2 separate regions of the Homo sapiens genome follow, and region 2 is linked to region 1. A link is an interaction called in ENCODE POLR2A ChIA-PET data of the cell type or tissue named here. Cell type or tissue: PC-9. All regions are shown on one strand. Links, peaks and the distances in the headings refer to the core of each region. The heading gives the core; the rest is flanking DNA. Region 1 overlaps TTYH1 (tweety family member 1). Region 2 has its middle 5.3 kb from the start of NLRP7.

The links. ChIA-PET counts read pairs that join two places held together with the same protein. Peaks named below come from ENCODE experiments on the same cell type or tissue, not always from the same donor. Only the 100,000 strongest peaks of a DNase experiment are listed, where the experiment ranks them.
Region 2: POLR2A ChIA-PET joins it to region 1 with 10 read pairs; 3 of 35 experiments call an interaction of 5 or more read pairs at or near these places.

Annotation. Positions count from the first base shown.
Region 1 is chr19:54,430,672-54,433,573 of GRCh38, reverse strand. It overlaps TTYH1 (tweety family member 1), which reads right to left. Exons shown (of 14, transcript NM_020659.4): 9 at 2,669-2,761; 10 at 2,383-2,475. Among named protein-coding and RNA genes, the nearest start is that of TTYH1, 17 kb to the right of the region's middle. RefSeq lists an enhancer at 2,429-2,723. In PC-9, for the core only: a CTCF peak has its summit at 2,355; DNase peaks (open chromatin) are centred at 1,223, 1,913 and 2,433; H3K4me3 peaks cover 1,742 bases; H3K27ac peaks cover 2,500 bases.
Region 2 is chr19:54,951,345-54,954,246 of GRCh38, reverse strand. It overlaps a transcript of NLRP7 not described here. Among named protein-coding and RNA genes, the nearest start is that of NLRP7, 5.3 kb to the right of the region's middle. RefSeq lists an enhancer at 1,555-2,244. In PC-9, for the core only: no CTCF peak of the experiment used is centred there; a DNase peak (open chromatin) is centred at 1,506; H3K4me3 peaks cover 880 bases; H3K27ac peaks cover 1,727 bases.

The DNA.
Region 1 (2,902 bases), core at 154-2,653:
TTTTTTTTTTTTTTGAGACGGATTCTCGCTCTGTCACCCCGGCTGGAGTGCAGTGGCTCGATCTCAGCTCACTGCAACCTCCACTGCCCAGGTTCAAGCAATTCTCGTGCCTCAGCCTCCTGAGTAGCTAGGAATACAGGGGTGTGCCACCACGCCCGGCTAGTTTTTTTGTATTTTTAGTAGAGATGGGATTTCGCCATGCTGGCCAGGCTGGTCTCAAACTCCTGACCTCTGGTGATCCGCCCACCTTGGTTTCCCAAAGTGCTGGGATTACAGGCGTGAGCCACAGTGCCCGGCCCCGCCGCTTATTCTTGATTTTAATCTGTGAGGACCCTGGCACACTGACAGGGGAGATGGAGACCCAGGGTCTCATGGTGCAGTGGTAGGGAAGGGTAGAGTGATCTGTCCTCTTCCTTCCCTTCCCTCCCTCCACAAAGGAGTCTGGGGGCCTGTATTCCAGCCCAGTTTCTGCCTAGGCCACAGAAAAGCGCCTGAACCCCAGTTTATCCTTATGCAAAAGATCAGGGCAGCCCTGGGCTGGGTGGGGGCCCAGCCTTTCTCAGCTCAATAGTCAGCAATTCTGAGCATGGCTTCAGTGCTTACTCCCCACTCCCTTTTTGGAATGCCAGTTCCAGAAGGGTGGGAGGCAGTGGGAGCCACAGAAGGGGTCTGTCTGAGCCAGACCAGGGAAAGCTCAGATCCATGCGATGGCGTAGACAAATCCCTCTTGGGTAGGGTTGCCAGATCAAATTCAGGACTTCCAGTTACATTTGAGTATCGGATGCCCAATACATAATTTTCTAGTATAAGTATCTCCCCAGCATTGCACCGGGCGTACTTATAGCAGAGTGGTTTGCTGTTTGCTGAATCTGGCAGCCCTATTCTAGGGTCCATGGGGGGATGGATGGGGAGGGGGCCATGCTTCCTTCTGCAGGGGAGAGAACGAGGCCTCAGCTGCGGCAGGGGCATTGGGCATTGAGAGTAGATGGATGAAGACATTCCAGAAGCAGAAAGGACAAAACTGGGCAACTGCCTGGCTGTGGGGGGCAGAGGGCGGGGCCCTCCGGAAGGTCCCTCTCTCCTCAGTGTGCATGGGCTGGCTGGCCGTGTGACCTTGGGAAGGTCCCTCAACTCTGCTCCTCATCTTCTAACCTGTTAGGTGGGATAATCATAGTTCCTTCTTCATAGCATTGTTATGAGGCATCGATGAGTTACCACCTGTGAAATGCAACAGGGTCAGGTACTTGGTGAAGCTATGCACATGTGAGGTCTTTGATGGGAAGACTGGCCGGGGAAAGGCATCCTCGGGTGTGTGTTTTAGAACAGCTCTTACTGGTTTTGTTTGTTTGTTTGTGACAGAGTTTCGCTCTTGTTGCCCAGGCTGGAGTGCAGTGGCACAATCTTGGCTCACTGCAACCTCTGCCTCGTGGATTCAAGCGATTCTCCTGCCTCAGCCTCCCGAGTAGTTGGGATTATAGGCGCCCACCACCATGCCCGGCTAACTTTTTCTATTTTTAGTAGAGACGGGGTATCACCATGTTGGCCAGACTGGTCTTGAACTCCTGACCTCAGGTGATCCACCCGCCTGGGCCTCCCAAAGTGCTGGGATTACAGGTGTGAGCCTCCGCGCCCGGCCAGCTCCTACTGTTTTATAAGGGGATTTTTTTTTTCAATCCTCACAGCCATCCAGTGAAAAAAAAACAAACAAAAAAAACTCGTCCTTCCTCACGGTACGGGTGGGAAGCAGAGTCAGCCACGCTCACCTGCCTATGGCCGTGCAGCCTGCGGCAGAGCCCAAACTGGAGCCTGCAGGACACCAGATATCTTTCCTCCTGGGCACCCTGCCCACCCCTGCCTGTCCAGTGTATGAACAGCACAAGCCGCAGGGGAGCTGGACAGGTGCCCACTCTTGCAATCCCAGGTTTATAAGTGAGGGAACTAACTGAGGTACAGAGAAGTTAGGTGACTTGCCCTTGGTCAGGAGGTAGGACTGGAACCCAGGCAGTCTTGCTCCAGAACTCACTAAGCGGCAGCCTCTAGGAGGGAGGGAGAGGCAGGAGGACGGAGAGAGGAGAGAAGACAAGGAAGGAAAAGGTGGCAGGAAGGGACGGGGAGGGTGGGATGGGGACCCAGCGGGGAGTGCGGGAGTTGGGGGGAAAGGGAGGGAGGAGGGAAGGAATATGGATAATGCTTGATAGGTAGGTAGACGACAGGTTATAAATAGGTAGAGAATAGATATAGGACAGATAAATCATATAAACAGAGGATACAGAGATATCCTCAGGCGCAATGGCAGGGGTCCAAGGAGAAGGAGGAGGTAGTTCTGTGGGTCGAGACAGAGGCCCCCCGTGGGAGAAGAAATTGGGAGGGGAGGGGCTTCACCTTGTGCAGGCTGCGGCAGTGTAGCAGTGCCACCAACTGGTGGAAATTTCCTTCTGTCACATTCAGAGTCTCCTCCAAGGACAGCAGAGGCTTCTGCGGGGCGAGGAGGGGTCGTTTTCCCACGAACTCTTCAGGCCCGCCCATCGCCCTGGCCCCGCCCTGCGTCCCCGCCCACAACCCAAGGCCCCGCCTAGCTCTGCAGCCCCGCCTACGCCCCACAGCTCCATCCCGCCCCGTCCGCCTTCCCCGTGGGGTCCGCGTGTCTGGGGAGCGCCCACCCACCGACCTGCGCTGAAGGGAACTGAGGCACAGCTTCTCGCTCCAGGCCCAGCAGCTGGGAGTGGATGTTGGCCAGAGCTCGCTGGGACAGAGTCAGCCTCTGCAGAAAGAGAAAGGGAGGGAGGAGGACCCAGGAGTATACGCCCCCGGCCCTCTCTCCTCTCCTCCGGACACAGCACTCGGGCCCCTGGCCTGCATCCTCCCCGGAACCCAGGAGTCCAGGCCCCAGCCCCAGCCCCGC
Region 2 (2,902 bases), core at 166-2,665, 520 kb before region 1:
CGGTTGCCCATTTTTATGGTTATTTCTATGGATATGCTAAACAAGGGGTGGATTATTCATGCCTCCCCTTTTTAGACAGCATAGGGTAACTTCCTGACATTGCCATGGCATTTGTAAACTGTCATGGGGCTGCTGGGAGTGGAGCGGTGAGGACAACCAGAGGTTACTCTCGTCACTATCTTGGTTTTGATGGAGTTTGACTGGATGCTTTATTTATTTTTATTTATTTTTTATTTTTTTGAGACGGAGTCTCGCTCTGTCACCCAGGCTGGAGTGCAGTGGCGCGATCTCCGCTCACTGCAAGCTCCATCACCCGGGTTCACGCCGTTCTCCTGCCTCAGCCTCCCGAGTAGCTGGGACTACAGGCGCCCGCCACCACGCCCAGCTAATTTTTTGTATTTTTTTTTTTTAGTAGAGATGGTTTCACCGTGTTAGCCAGGATGGTCTCAATCTCCTGACCGTGTGATCCACCCGCCTCAGCCCCCGAAAGTGCTGGGATTACAGGTGTGAGCCACCGCGCCCGGCCTGGCTGGATTCTTTATTGCTAAGGGAGGAGACCACCCCTCATATTGTCTTATGCCCAATTTCCACCTCCAAAGAAAGAAAAAGTAAAAACTAAAAGGCAGAAATGAAATCCACAAGCAGACAGCCCCGCGCCCCAGGAATGAAATCCACAAGCAGACAGCCCCGCGGCCCAGGAATGAAATCCACAAGCAGACAGCCCGGCGCCACACCCTGGGCCTGGTAGTTAAAGATTGACCCCTGACCTAATCGGTTATCTATAGATTACAGACATTGTATAGAAAAGCACTGTGAAAATCCCTATCCTGTTTTGTTTGGATCTGATTACCAGTGCATGCAGCCCCCAGTCACGTACCCCCTGCTTGCTCAGTCGATCACGACCCTCTCACGCACACCCCCTTAGAGTTGTGAGCCCTTAAAAGGGACAGGAATTGCTCACTTGGGGATCTCGGCTCTTGAGACGGGAGTCTTGCCGATGCCCCTGGCCGGATAAACCCCTTTCTTCTTTAACTCGGTGTCTGAGGAGTTTTGTCTGTGGCTGGTCCTGCTACATTGCTACCTGTGTTATCAGCAAGGTCCTTATGACCTGTATCTTGTGCTGACTTATCTCATCCTGTGACTTAGAATGCTTTTTTTTTTCTTTTTACTGCAACCTCCGCCTCCCCGGCTCAAGCGATTCTCCTGCCTCAGCCTCGCAAGTAGGTGGGATTACAGGCACGAGCCACCACGCCTGACTAATTTTTGTATTTTCAGTAGAGACGGGGTTTCACCGTGTTGGCCAGGCTGGTCTCAAACTCTACTTCGGGTAATCCACCCGCCTCGGCCTCCCAAAGTGCTGGGCCACCGTGCCTGTCATTTTTGTTTTTTTTGGAGAATGCCTTAACTGTCTGGGAATGCAGCCCGGTAGGTCTCAGCCTTATTTTAGTCAGCTCCTATTCAAGATGGAGTTGCCCTGGTTACACGCCTCTGACAGTAGGTCCGTTGCCCAATGCACGCTGTGAGTCAATTTGCCGGGTCACTGTGTTGCAGAAGAGAAGGAAGTTTAATCACAGGGCTGAGGAATGAGGAGATGGGAGGAAACCTCCAATCCATCTCCCCCAGAAGTTTGGGTCTAGGGTTTTTTTTTTTTTTGAGATGGAGTTTTGCTTTGTCACCCAGGCTGGAGTGCAGTGGCAGGATCTTTGCTCACTGCAACCTCCGCCTCCCAGGTTCAAGTAATTCTCTTGCCTCAGCCTCCTGAGTAGCTGGGGTTACAGGCACCCGCTACCACGCCCGACTAATTTTTTGTGTTTTTAGTAGAAACGGGGTTTCACTATGTTGGCCAGGCTGGTCTTGAACTCTTGACCTCAGGTGATTCACCTGCCTTGGCCTCCCAAAGTGCTGGAGTTACAGGTGTGAGCCTCTGCACCCGGCCGGGGCTAGGGTTTTTAAGTGTTTTGGTGTGGGCCAGAGTGTGGCCATGCTGACTGCTGGCGGAGACAGGGGCATGAAGACGCAGTGTTCTCATGCTGATCCCATTCCTCACTGGGGTCTTCAAACTGGTTAGTGTCAGCTATTTGGCTGGAATTCAAGGTCTGAAAAACATCTGAAACCATCCTTAAACAAAAGCCTTATAATTCTAATGTCCCAGAGTTTATCTGTAGGAACCGTGCAGATACAAATTTGTCTAATGGGGCCGGGCGCGGTGGCTCACGCCTGTAATCCCAGCACTTTGGGAGGCCTAGGCGGGAGGATCACGAGGTCAGGAGATCGAGACCATCCTGGCTAACATGGTGAAACCGCGTCTCTACTAAAAATACAAAAAAAATTAGCCAGGCATGGTTGCAGGCACCTGTAGTCCCAGCTATTCGGGAGGCTGAGGCAGGAGAATTGTGTGAACCCGGGAGGCGGAGCTTGCAGTGAGCAGAGATTGCGCCACTGCCCTCCAGCCTGGGCGACAGAGCGAGACTCCGTCTCAAAAAAAAAAAAAAATTCGTCTAATGACCCTGCTGTCAGAAATCCTATCTACAGCAATGATGAGGAGGCAAAAGTGCAGTGTCTAGAGCCACGTGATACACAGCAGCCAGGATGTGGGCCAGAGTGCAGCCTGATTCACATTTTTTCATTTTTATTTTTTTTACTAAAAGTGGGTTTTCATTTTTTGTTTTGTTTTTGTTTTTGTTTTTTGTTTTTTGAGATGGAGTCTCACTCTGTTGCACCCAGGCTGGAGTGCAGTCGTGCGACCTCGGCTCACTGCAACCTCTGCCTCTGCCTCCCGGGTTCAAACAATTCTGCCTCAGCCTCTCGAGTAGCTGGGATTACAGGCGTTGAACTACCATGCCCCGCTAATTTTTGTATTTTTGTAGAGACGCAGTTTCACCATGCTGGCTGGGCTGGTCTC